Linked DNA regions of Homo sapiens: region 2 is linked to region 1. Evidence: chromatin contacts called from ENCODE Hi-C data. All regions are on one chromosome and are shown on one strand. Each heading gives the region's core, a stretch centred on a gene start or an enhancer-like site at or near the end of the contact. The rest is flanking DNA. Distances are from core to core; before and after follow the strand shown. Region 1 holds the start of OR51T1 (olfactory receptor family 51 subfamily T member 1). Region 2 holds the start of OR51G1 (olfactory receptor family 51 subfamily G member 1).

Evidence for each region. A loop is a pair of places that touch in the nucleus more often than their neighbours do. Pooled maps may share reads with other maps.
Region 2: a pooled map shows a loop between it and region 1 (2.4-fold over the local background). The contact joins the promoter of OR51G1 here to the promoter of OR51T1 in region 1. A Hi-C loop is called at or near these places in 1 of 50 pooled maps.

What each region holds. Positions count from the first base shown.
Region 1 is chr11:4,878,121-4,884,971 of GRCh38, forward strand. It overlaps OR51T1 (olfactory receptor family 51 subfamily T member 1), which reads left to right and starts at 3,780. Exons shown (of 1, transcript NM_001004759.3): 1 at 3,780-4,763. The coding sequence starts at 3,780. The coding sequence ends at 4,763. All of the region lies in intron 2 of MMP26 (matrix metallopeptidase 26), which reads left to right.
Region 2 is chr11:4,920,148-4,927,305 of GRCh38, forward strand. It overlaps OR51G1 (olfactory receptor family 51 subfamily G member 1), which reads right to left and starts at 4,192. Exons shown (of 1, transcript NM_001005237.1): 1 at 3,227-4,192. The coding sequence starts at 4,192. The coding sequence ends at 3,227. All of the region lies in intron 2 of MMP26 (matrix metallopeptidase 26), which reads left to right.

The DNA.
Region 1 (6,851 bases), core at 2,530-5,029:
GCAAATGAAACCTTGCATTATGCAGTCTTTTGTGTCTAGCTTCTTAGTAAAATGCTTTTGAGATTCACCTATGTTATTGCATGTATTGGTAGTTTATTCCTTTTTATTGTTGAGTAGTTTTCTGTTGTATGTCATTTTTTAATAACTTTTTTGAGAAATCTATCCGGACTGCTTAGTCCATTAGAATCACTCTGGTATTCAGTGATGAACATAGAACATTTATTTTCTTTTGCCTTTATTTGTGTATTTATTTATATATTTTATAACATAAGGTATACATATTTAAGGGGTTGGAATCAGAAAAAATATTAAAAATAAATAGCATGTGCAGAGTTTGAGAAAATGGTGCATTCAGTGAGTTGGAAAAATAAGAAATTTCATATAAGCTTTAGATCTCAACCTCAGCCTCACTTCTGTTCAGAGGGCTTTTCTGACTTGTGCTTAATATATACTCCATATGAACAGGGACCCTTTTATCCCACTTCATCATACCTCAAGTGTGTAATGTAGTTTAGACCATATGGTGACACTTAATATATATTTTTGAATTAGTGAAAACTATACTTTATTAAGATTGATTTAATACTTCCTATTCTTTCTGTTCTTATTTAATATTCATAAATCTTATCTGAAATTTTCAGTCACTCATCTTCACTGATAGGAACCAGGGAAAGAGGGTGGTGTTTACTTATGCATCTGAGCATTACCTGATGTGTAACTTTATAAAGTTACTTGATCTTCCTTGATACTCACTGGGATAAGCACCTTTGCTCAGTGTGACTCATACGTATATAGTGAGAATATATTTGGAAAATGTTTCAAGAAACAAAAAGGGCCGGGCGCGGTGGCTTACACCTGTAATCCCAGCATTTTGGGAAGCCGAGGCGGGTGGATCATGTGGTTAGGAGTTTGAGACCAGCCTGGCCAACATGATGAAACCCCATGTTTACTAAAAATACAAAAATTAGCCAGGCATGGTGGCAGGCACTTGTAATCCCAGATACTGGGGAGGCTGAGGCAGGAGAATTGCTTGAACCCAGGAGGTGGAAGTTGCAGTGACACGATATCGTGCCACTGCACTCCAGCCTCAGTGACACAGAGAGATTCTGTCTCAAGACAGGGGAAAGTACAAAAAGCCAGGGTAGATTAGATATAATCAGGATTATTAATTGACTGTCTACTGTGAATAGTTGGATTCCAGTCTAAATGAAGCTTAAACCATATGTGGGCACACAGTTGGGAATCAATCTATGAAATCGACAGATTAAGGACAATGAATTTAAACCATAGTTCCTGAAGATATGAGTGGAAACAGTTGACATTAGAAGGTAGTATAGCATGATGGTTAAGATGGAAAGCTTTGAAATAAGACTTATTTCAAAATTTTGAGTACCATTTCTGAAATAGGCTTGAGTACCATTTCTGCAACTTGCTAACTTTTAGACAGCGAAGTTATTAAAAAATCTCTCTGAACTTCAATTTCCTCAGCTGTGAAATAATAGGTAATAATACTTAACTCATAAGGTTGATTAAGACAATGCGTTTGAAAGATATAGTTTCTGAAGCATATTATGTGTTCATCAAATGTTAAGTTACTTATGCGTAGAAGGTAGATGGCTCCAGATATGACTTGAATCGGAAGGGTTCTTAGGAGGAGTTCCTGTGTAAGAGGAGGGATGTAGGAATGGCCAGGAGAGTAATGAGACCTCTTAGGAAGAGGATATATTGAAAACAGAGAACAATGGGATGACTCTTTCTGCTCTCCTAATCCAGCTCTGACATTCAGGGAGCCTTCCTGGCTGAGATTCCTTAGCCTAAGGCTGGGTAAAGAGGAATGGTTATAGTTATTTGACCCAGGCAGGCAGTCTTAGCAGATATCTATTACTGTCTGCCTCCAGGGCTAGGGCTCTTCTCCCAGCCCTTGATGGATGGGATTTGCTTGGGCCTGGGAGCAGGGTTTGGGGGTAAGTCTCGGAGATGTGTCTGAGTTGCTGATGGGTTCCATCACTCACTCCAACCAGAATGCTTACTAATCAAGAATGCTCCCCATTGCCTGGGGACTCTACTAGGCTGCCTATAAAGCCCTCGCTTTTGGAAGCTGGTTTAGTCCCTGCTCTGTTATGGGACTGAAGAGAAGTTGGTGGTGTTTCCTGCTGATGTGACCAGGTAAGACGGGAGTGCAAACGTGGAGAAAAAAACTGAAGTGGGGCAGGGGGAGTTTTTTAAAAATGAGGGATGGTAAGATAAGGAGAGGAAGAAGATAAAGCAATAAATTGATGGGAACTACAAGTAAGATGGGATGAAGAAAGGGAGGGGTGTAACAGATACTGGAAGAAATTGAGATGGGAGAGAGAAGACAGGAGGAGAAAGAAGAGAAAAAGGCAAAAGACGATAGGACTCAAAACTCCCTTTCTGTGGCCATAATTGTTTGGTAATCAATCAATGTTGCTAAATGAAGATTTCTGTTTTTCCTGATCCTGCTTTAGTAACTAGCATTGAGAGATTAAAAACGTGCATTCCCAAACTTTCAAGAATCTCAAACTTCTGGCAGAAGAACACAGTACTTGGATATATAAATTACCAATATCAGTTGTGCCTCATTATTAAGCACCAAGGGAAAGGTCCAAGCAAAATGTGGGGCAAAGATTGAAGCAGAGGGTAGTTTTAGCTTAATATGTCAGGGAACTTTCAGGGTATATTCTGAATTGTGGAGGAAATATAATTCAGTGTTAACAAATTAACAGAAGGTAGGGGTTGGTAAATGAAGAGGATGGGTCTGTAACATTACTGATGCCAGAAAATAGGGATGTTGACCTTTGGGTCACTCTGTTATTGAGTTGAGTGAGTGTTATTCAAATAATTTCACCTGGTCTTCTGTATATGAATGGGCAGATGCTACCTTCTTCCTGGCCAGTCAGATGGAGACTTGTACCTGAAGAGAGAAAGCACTAATATATTGCTCTGGTTAGCCAGCAATGTTGAGAAAACCTTGATAAATTTAGGCACTGAACTTTGACCTACCACTGGCTCCAGAGTGTATGACCTCACAGAGAGAAAGCCCTCTGCTTCTTCTTCTGTCTCCATTCCACAGGAAAGATTTCCCCAGCAGCAAACGGAACCACTGTCTCCTCTCCTCTTACCGCCTTGCATTATCCAGTGTCATTTCTTTGCCTTTATGAGATATCATTCCAAGAACAGAGGATAACTGATATCTGCTTTATAAGCATCTCATCGCTCAGTTACTTTTGCACCCCCAAATGCCCTCTGCATTCATCTGCACGTGAAGACAAAAACAATACAAACATATGTAGACTTTTATACATAATTTTAAAAACACTTGGACTCCACAAACATTCTTCTTTAGATGAGTCATGAGAACATAGTTCTCTATTTTGCTTATTTCTCATCTCTACCCCTCCTGTACATCATATACAAGTATAAAAGGATATTAAAAAATTGTATTTTAAAGGAAGGAAATTACAACATTCAGCTATCCAAATTGTCTCATTAGCCTGGCCTCTCTGATCATCTGAAGTTTAGTAAAAAATAATAGACTTTGGAGTTAGTAAATTTGGTTTTGAATTTGAATCTGTATTGAACTATTTTAGCCTAGATATACTATTTAACCTTCCTGGGTCCATTTCCTTTCTTTAAAACAGAAGAAAAATAACTACCTTAAATTTAAAATTGTATATAAAATGACTAATAAAATGTATGCTATATATATAAAGAATCTTAATTATTTTTCTTTCCTCATAGTTCAGTGTCTTCAACCAACCATGGCAATATTCAATAACACCACTTCGTCTTCCTCAAACTTCCTCCTCACTGCATTCCCTGGGCTGGAATGTGCTCATGTCTGGATCTCCATTCCAGTCTGCTGTCTCTACACCATTGCCCTCTTGGGAAACAGTATGATCTTTCTTGTCATCATTACTAAGCGGAGACTCCACAAACCCATGTATTATTTCCTCTCCATGCTGGCAGCTGTTGATCTATGTCTGACCATTACGACCCTTCCCACTGTGCTTGGTGTTCTCTGGTTTCATGCCCGGGAGATCAGCTTTAAAGCTTGCTTCATTCAAATGTTCTTTGTGCATGCTTTCTCCTTGCTGGAGTCCTCGGTGCTGGTAGCCATGGCCTTTGACCGCTTCGTGGCTATCTGTAACCCACTGAACTATGCTACTATCCTCACAGACAGGATGGTCCTGGTGATAGGGCTGGTCATCTGCATTAGACCAGCAGTTTTCTTACTTCCCCTTCTTGTAGCCATAAACACTGTGTCTTTTCATGGGGGTCACGAGCTTTCCCATCCATTTTGCTACCACCCAGAAGTGATCAAATACACATATTCCAAACCTTGGATCAGCAGTTTTTGGGGACTGTTTCTTCAGCTCTACCTGAATGGCACTGACGTATTGTTTATTCTTTTCTCCTATGTCCTGATCCTCCGTACTGTTCTGGGCATTGTGGCCCGAAAGAAGCAACAAAAAGCTCTCAGCACTTGTGTCTGTCACATCTGTGCAGTCACTATTTTCTATGTGCCACTGATCAGCCTCTCTTTGGCACACCGCCTCTTCCACTCCACCCCAAGGGTGCTCTGTAGCACTTTGGCCAATATTTATCTGCTCTTACCACCTGTGCTGAACCCTATCATTTACAGCTTGAAGACCAAGACAATCCGCCAGGCTATGTTCCAGCTGCTCCAATCCAAGGGTTCATGGGGTTTTAATGTGAGGGGTCTTAGGGGAAGATGGGATTGAAGGTAGGAAATTGTCAGGACACGAATTATGCTTTGGAAAGAAAGGGACTTGGGGCAGTCTTATCCACAGGTGTTTTGGTTGCTGAGTCAATTCCAATTGAATTTTAGGAGTGGGAAGAAGACAGTAATTTTCCCCTGAGCTTATCAAAGAGTTTTATTTTTAATTTTTAATACCATAATTTAAACCAAATTAATTGAGCATATGTCCCTGAACCATTTTAAACAATGACATGACTCCTGTGCATATAAAAGCAGACTAGTCACTTTAATATAGTGGAAAACTTTATCTCCTTTAAGACAGTAATTTTTAGACCAGAAGTAAATTAAAATTTTATTTTCACATCCAGCTGAACAATTTTTTTTTTTCCCTGAGGTGATATTTCCAGTGAGGCAATGAAGGTTGTTACTTGAGCTGGTAAAAGGAAAAGTTACATATGTGCACAAAGGCACACACGTAGAAAGTTATAATTAAAAACTTTAGGAAAATCTTGTACATTGGTTTCAGTTCCTGGTGTCACTTCTAGAGAGTGCTGTATCCTTACAAATATACTCCCTATACCTCTATCTTTCTTTAATCCCTTTTCTTCTTATAGAAGTGATATTTTTTCAGTTTTAGTTAGTACTTTATATACCTCCAATCCATCCAATATATAAAATTACACATTGACTTTCATTGTTTTCTCATTGCCTATATATTCTAATATAGTTCTAATCCTGATTCCATAGCTACTCCATTGCTAACTCTCAGAACTGCAGCTTTTTTCTATTTGCTCTTGTTTCTTGGGTTGTTAATTTTCTACCTAGCTATTGACTGCTTCTACCTTCTGGTATACTCATCACTCTAGAATTGCACAGTAGCTTTGATGCTTTTGAATAGGAAATTTCTAGATTGCCTTTATTAACAATATTTGTTTTGTGAAGAAGTAAACTCAGGCACAGGGTTGTTAGGGTGCTGGAGATAATTCTTCACATTTTTTTCCACAGTTTTGATAATTTCATCCTACCTAGGATAACTCATGTCTGAGCATTGTGGACCAAGCAGTTACTCTGATTTGAGCCACCTCTCTCCTCCCCTTATATAAACTTCCTGTTCCTTGGCAGATAGGGAACACCACTCCCAATCTGGTTTGTTGACCTCAGTTTTCTTTCAAGCTATGTTGTTCAGCTCAAGCACTGACAACTTTGTGATTTTGCTTCGCTTGGGCTCCAATCCCCTTTACCAACAATAATCACATATCATTTATAATTAAAAGTAATTGCATGAGTTTCCTTTCATGCATTATACTCAGGTAATTGAGATTACATAAGAGTGTGTGGCGGGACTCACACACTTTTTAGGTGAGGAAAAACAAGTGAATGACCGTCCTATAAAGTATGCAATTATAAGTAAAATTCGGTTTTTCAAACTCCAAGTCCCTCATTGTAGCTAAAATGTTTCTTTGCCTTGTGCACTCAGCGGGAAGTCTTTGTATTCTATTATACCACAGTTCAGTATTTTACCTTTCAAGTTTTTGTTCTCATATTGCTGCCAAATAAATGTCTCTTTGGTTCTGTCCTCATCAAAAGGAAAAAAATACAACTATTATTCAAAAGTGCAAGAAGCCAAAGATATATCTAGTTTCTAGACATCTGACGCCATACAATTTCCCTTAGAGAGTATCATACTATGGCAGAGTCTCTGACCCTGAAATTAACTTGTGGCAGAGCAGACGTCCCAGAACACACACTAATCTAACCATCCAAACTTTTCTGCATCAGTTATTTCAGATGTCTCTGGCTTTACGATTGCTTCTTTTGAAGACTTTTCTAAAAGTTCACCTTGGCAGATCTACAATCCTCTATTTGCAATGGAGAAGTTTCCAAATATCTGGAAAAACAGTATTTTTTTTCTTTCTTAAGTTTGGTGTCATAATTTATTGGCTAAAAAGCCTAATAGAAACTTGTGTGAACATATTTTTGGATCATAATTTATTTATTTCACTCATTTCCCTTCAGAAATATTGCTGTGTTTGAATGCAGGGTAATACCTCAAGAGATATATGGCTCTTTAAAGTATAAAATGTAATTGAATTCCAGAGGTTTTAGATGA
Region 2 (7,158 bases), core at 2,942-5,441, 42 kb after region 1:
GATTTCTGTCTTTATGGGACCTTTTTATAAGTGCTCTTTGTGGTCTCTTTAAGAAACCTAAGCCTTCTTCTCTTGGGTTCTAACATTATTCAGAGACCTTTGCCAGCCCTGAATTTAAACCTTTCTTAATGTAAGTACCTAGTAGAACCAAGAGTAGGCCATCTATAATTGGCTTGTGTAAGTGGTCTTTTGCTTGCTGTACCTTCCTTTCATACTGTTTCCACAATGCACTTCTTCTCCTCTTATTCAGCTATGACTATTTCTACAAATTCCAGCTTAATTTCTTCCAACATAGTTCCATTCTAGCCACTGACATTTGGAGATTGGGCTTTACACCAAACTCATTATGACACAGAAAGGAAATCTCCATACTCTGACATGAGGCCCCAGATGTAAGAAGTGCTCAGAATATTATGGAGGATTATGGTCATAATGATAATAGCAAAGATCATATAATTAAATGCAAAGCAAGCACAGAACAATTAAACATAATGCCTTTGGTATGGTTTCAGGTAGTGTTGTGTGCAGTTCTGTCAAGGACTTTTGTTTCATTTCTCAGCCCCAAATAGGGAGAGAAATTGTGTTATAAAAATCCCTTTGGGTTTCATTCAAATTTTACCTATATTTATGGTTTACCATCATATGTTGATTCTCCATAAAATATTCAAAATGAGAAGGGTAATCTTTTCTCTAATATCCTACCTAAAAAGTATACTTTAATTCAGAAAATAAAGTGCTTCTAGTAGTAAATAAATCCAGTCATTACTGATAGGTATCAGATGTCATCTTTGAGTGTTTACTTAGACATAACACTATATGAACAAGTGAATATTTATTGAATTCTGTGAGTTTAGAGGTAGCTAATCTTTTAAGTCAAACCACTGGAGCTCATTTAGATTCTGTCCTGATTTCCAAACAATATCCCATGAGCTGAGTAACAAGTTGGTATTGAAGGGATAACTGACAAATGGCAGAAAGCATAGGCGCAGCTTGTAGGACTTTTATATTCTTGTGACAAGTGGATGAAGTACCTATCTTATTTGAACTCTGTAAAAGGGAAGCTCTTCTTTTCCCTAGGCTCACAATTCAGATGTAGTCCAAAGAGCTCTGCTATAACCAAGTTGTCCCAAATCCTGCCTTGGGGCCTCAGTCTAGCAAAGAGAGAGGCATACTGACTTTTCCAAAAGAGGCCCAGCATGAGTAAGTGGACTAGGTTGTAAACATGGATAAAATACAATAAAACAAAACAAAACAAAATAAAATAAAATAAATGACAGTGGCAGATCCGTGAGGGATTCAAGTCATGCACTGGCCAAAGGCTGATGGCTTCATCCAGTATGGAAACACTGTACTAAGAAAAAGTGTAGTTACGGAAGGTTTCTAATTTGGGACACATATGCATGCATGTGCAGATCTGTATGGTTTCACTTGTGTGAGCATGTAAGCACTGTTGTTCAGTGCATGTATCTTATCAAAACTTGGTATTTCACGAGAATGTATATTTGTATGAATCTACATATTTAAAATACTCGAGCCATTGTGTACCTTTGTATGTATTCATGATCATATGCACTTATTTAAAGTTATGCAAAAGCGGTTATGTTTGCAGTTGTTTTCTTTGGTGTCTTCTTCACAGGGAAAGAAGAGGCTCTAAAATAGATCTTTATTAATTTTTAAAAAGTTTTATTAAAAGTTATTGCTTTTAAAAAATTTGTATAATTTTAAAGGGTACAAGTGCAGTGTTGTTACATAGATATATTGCATAGTGGTGAAGTCTGGCCTTTTACTGTAACCATCACCTGAGTAATGTGTATTGTACCCATTAGGTAATTTCTCATGCCTTACTGCCCTCCCATTCTCCTACATTTCTGAGTCACCAGTGTTTATTATTTCGAACACTATGTCCAGGTGTAAACATTATTTAGCTTTCACTTATAAGGGAGAACATGCAGTATTTGACTTTCTGTTTCTGAGATGTTTCACTTAATGGCCAACAAGCATATGAAAAAATGATCAACTTAATTGATAATTTTTAGTGTAGGTAACTTGCTTCTAGCTCTACTAGTTAAATTTACTTCTTCTTCATGGTGAATTTCACATTTTTATGTTTTCCTTCTGGTGACTTTCCTTTCTGGAATCTAGAGTCAAGACAAGGTAACTAGAAAGAGAAGAAATTGCTGTTTAAAACCCTCTCCTTCTCATGACTCCACATAAAGTCATAGCAGAAAATACCTACATGAATATATAAAGAGTTACTAAGTTCACTCCCTATGTATCTAGATATATGTGATAATGTACAGAAATGAATTCACACAAACTGGCCAACTAGGATATATGTACCAACACAAACAAGCATGACACAGCAGATTTATATGCCAAGGAATATCAAAATACACCAAGAAAGAAAAACAGCAGTATTTGTTTCTTCATGCAGACTTTGTTTGATATGGCTAGATACAGAGATGAGAGAAACGTCTTACAAATAAGCACAAAATAACACATAATTTTCTTTTACATTTTTACTCTTTTACCTTCATATCTAAAGGAAGAAATCAAGGCTTTTCCCCAGTTACTCAGGTGATAATCCTCAATCTCAATTACATCTTTTGAGGATTATCCATGCATAATTTTGTGCTGTTTCAATTTGATAACTTCCCTTAAACTCCCAGGGTGTCTCCTCCTTTTCTTAATTTTGTGGGCATATGTTTAGTAAAGACTATCATGAAAAATCATTGCCTGGGGTGTGGATATAGATATGTACAAATATGTTGTAAATGAATAAAATCTGTAATTATGATAAAGTAACATAAAAATAAATAAATAAAAATATGTTTAAACAGTTAATCATCAATGAAATTACACTGGCCAGAGAATTGAAAGATGAAACTTTTGTACTGTTTTAGATTTTGTCCAATCATAATGGTTAATATTTATTGAAAATTGTATATTTGCCAGACACTGTGTTAGAAAACTACCTAAATTATTAAATATTTACAACATCCCTATGAGGAAGGAAGGTATTATAATTATTTCCTTGCTCATTCTGCAGTTGAGGAAACTGGAGAACAGAGAGGTAAGTAACTTTCTCCTGGTCACACTGCCTTATGTTGCACAGCCAATTGCCTTTTTGTTGACAGTCAACGGTTTATTATTTTGCCACAGCACAGCTGAAAACAAACAGAAACCTGTGGGCTTTATGTCCAAAACTTCCTCTCTTTACTCTAACTTAATCCTTCCAAAAACACCTAAGTGACTTTATAAACTGAAACTTCTTAATGATGCGCTGGCGAATTTGCTTGGTCTTGATGCTGTAGATGATGGGGTTCATAAGGGGTGGTACCAGCAGATACACATAGGACATGAAGAGGTGTACAACGCGGGGCAGATGTTCACCAAAGCGATGCACAAGAGACAAGCCAATCATGGGGATGTAGAAGAGCAGTACAGCACAGATATGAGAGACACAGGTGTTGAGGGCTCGGAGTCGCTCCTGGTGGGAGGCAATGCTGAGCACGGTGCGAAGGATGAGGGCGTATGAGAGAAAGATGAGCAGGGAGTCCACACCCACGGTGCAGGCCACAACAAAGAGCCCATAGATGTGATTGACAATGATGCTAGAGCAGGCCAGCTTCATGATCTCCAGGTGAAGACAATAAGCATGAGCCAGCACATGGGAGTGGCAGTATTGGAAGCGCTTCAGGAGGAATGGCAAGGGGAGGATGAGGAGAGCACTTCTAAGCACTGAGCTTAGCCCCATCTTGACAATACATGCAGGTGTCAGGACGGTGGAGTCATGCAGTGGGTTGCAGACGGCCACGTAGCGGTCAATGGACATGGATAACAGAACTGATGACTCCATTGAAGACAAGGTGTGGATGAAGAAGAGCTGAGTGAAACAGGCAGGGATGCCAATCTCTCTGGTATCAAACCAGAAAATGCCCAGCACAGTGGGCAGTGTGGAAAGGCAAAGGCCTAAGTCTGTGACAGCTAGCATGCCCAAGAAATAGTACATGGGTCCATGGAGAGTGGCATCAGTACAAATGACGTGGAGAATGGTGAGGTTCCCCAAGATAACTGTCAGGTAGATGAAGCAGAAGGGAATAGAGATCCAGCCATGGAGACCTTCTAGACCTTGGAAGCCCGTCAGGAAGAAAGTGGCTCTTTGGAGGCTGCTATTAAGAAGAATTGTCATAGCTTTACAATCTTGGACTCAGAAACCTGGAATATAGAATGAGATTCCTGGAAAGTGACAAGGCTGAATTCTCACTCACCTAAATGTCCCAAGATCAGCCAGTAAGGAAGCATCTGCAGATGGCATAGGGGAGAACTGGGTGGGGGCTGATCTATTAGCCTTTTCTACTGGGTCTAGGAAGGAGACTTTTGATGGATGAGGAGGCAAATAATAGTAGGCTAATCTGAAGCCTGGAACAAAGGAACATCTTGGAAGAATCTTGGACTTCAGAAAACAATTCTAGAAAAGGGGAATTTGGGACTTCGTTCTGAGAGATATGATACGAGATGTATGTCTTTAATAGCAGGGCAGTTAAGCCAGGACTGGATCTAGAGATGGGAAGGAAGAAGAGATTTACACTAGGTTTGAAACACAAGGAGCAAAGGAGAAAAATCTGAAATCACCAGGAAAAGCCTGAAATCTTTGGTTTAGAATGAGGAAACGAAACCAGAAGGCATTCAGAGTGAGTTTTGCCTGTGGGGCTGGGATTGATATGACATCTAGGTATCCAGGTCTGTTCCTGTAATATCTGAACTGAGTTCTCCTTTGTTCTGCCTTCATAAATTTTATTCAATTGCATTGAAAAATGCTCTATTGTGTTATATATATATAAGTGTAGTGTGACTAGTACATTGTCACATGCATTAAAATCCTAAAAGATAACATTTATTAAATGCATTGTGAGCCTGTTAATTTGTAAATGCCTAATGTGCATTACATCATTCAACTCTGACACCAGTTCTATCTTGTAAGTTCTATTCTTAGGAGCATAGTACAGGTGAGAAAATTGTAGCGCAGAGAGGTAAAGTGACCTGGGTAGGTTTACAGAGCAAGTAAGTGTTGGGGATGAAATTTAAACCCTGACATTGTACTGCAAAGTCTATGTTATTGGACATTAAACCGTATTTTCCCACTACTATTGCACAGTACTTTAGCCATTAGAAGAGAACATTAAAAAAATTAAATTTAAAATCCCATGCGTTTCCTATCTTGGAAAAGTCTATGAATAGACATTTCCATTATATGAATACCATTCAATAAGTCAAGATGGATGGCAACAGAAGACACATGTTTTAGAGACCGAGTCCAGTTTGGATATGCTGAATTTAAAGAGAAATTTCTGGGGAGAGGGTCTAGAGGATATTATATGTAGCGATTGTGGTGTGACTGAGGGCTTGAGTTACAGGTATGCACCGTGGGTATGGAGAAAGTCCCTAGGAGATGAATGGTGAAAAGGAAAGATGGGGGGTCAGTTCATAAAACTGATAACTTTTAAATGAGGGCAGGTCATAATGTTAAAACTAGAAAGGGGACAGAGAATGGAGAATCAGAGAAATAGGATGAAAGTAATAGTACATAATGTCAATAAAACCAAGCCACCACTGTTAACTACAAAAAAAAAAAAAATGAAGTAGGACAAGTTTGTTTGTTTGTTTGTTTGTTTTTTAGACATTTTACTTACAATGGCTAAGTCACTGTTAATTTTTCAGAGACTGTTTTAATAGACTGGCAAAGCATTGTAAGGGCTTACCTTATTAGTGGGTGAGGAGGATTAAGTAAAAAGTTTATATTCTGTGCCATTTCCCTCTGAGAGAAAATCTACAGATGGGTGAGAATATTAGGATTTTTTAGAAAAGAAAGATAGGAAGTTGAGAACATTCTTTCAAAAAGCTTCTGTTTCTTTCCTGGCAAAGTAGAAGCACATTGAAGGGCCTCTACTGAAGAAAGAATACAATCCCTGTAGCTTTTGCCACTCACATTTCAAATCCAAATGAATAACAATAAAATAATAACAATTTAATATAAGAATAAAACCATTCTTGTTTTATGATTTCAAATGAGAAGCAAAAAAAAGGGATATAAAGAACGATGGCAAGGAAAGAGGAAGAAATAAAGGAAAGAAGTAGAGACTTGGAGGGGAACTGGGCTGTGAAGGAAAAAGTAGATATCAAAGGATTTGCAGAGTTTGCTGTGAGCAGTTTAGGCAGTGATGCAAGCCCTTATGGGAGAGAGAGCATTCATTAAGTGAGAAAATGGCAACATATTTTAATAAGAAATAGCAATAAAGAAGAGAAAATTTTCCATCAATAAAAGAGAAATTCAAGTAAAAGTTTAAATATATGTATGACTTTTCAGCCAGCAGGCATAGTGAAGCTGGTTTGATTCTATCTTACTCTGAGCCATTTCAGAGTTTGAGAAATACCAGAAACCTTTGGAGGTCATCTATGTTCACATTTATGTCTCCAGACAGAGAAAAGTCATTCTGCCTACCTAGTGAGAGGTTGCAATCATAGTATTCCATCCCATTTATTTTCTCACTTTCAAAATATAGTCCTTGCATATTATATTTTGGATATGGGTAAGAGGCAAGTGTATAAGGTATGAGGAAAAAAAATAAATAAAAGCACATCATGACTCACACCCAAGAAATGGAATTGCTGCATCATCAGAGCTCACAAGCCTAGCACAGATTTGGAACTTAGTAAAGTCTGCTCAATACATGTTGAATAAATGTATGAGTGAATGGATAAAAAGAGATGAAATGCAATAGGGATTACACAGAATAGTTTTTAGTGCAGCTATTGTCCATTTTCTTCTCAATGGCACTTACCTCCAGATTAGTGGATCAGAGAAGTATCATCTGATTTCCTCCACTAGACTGCATGAGACACCACTGTCCTTTCAGCTCTAATTTATTGAAATAAATGAATGTCATCCTAGGGTTTATGACAGACAGAAAAGAGGTGGGCCGGGCAATGATCCTGATGAGACTCTGACTCCCTCTGGCTCCTGTTCCTCATATGGTTGCATACAATGTTGTTAACTATTATCAGCATCTGTCTTTATGACAGTCTCCAAAGTATCTTCGAAGTACAATCATGACCTTATTTTAGTATAGAGCTTAATTGTTACAAAGTGCTGTCAAA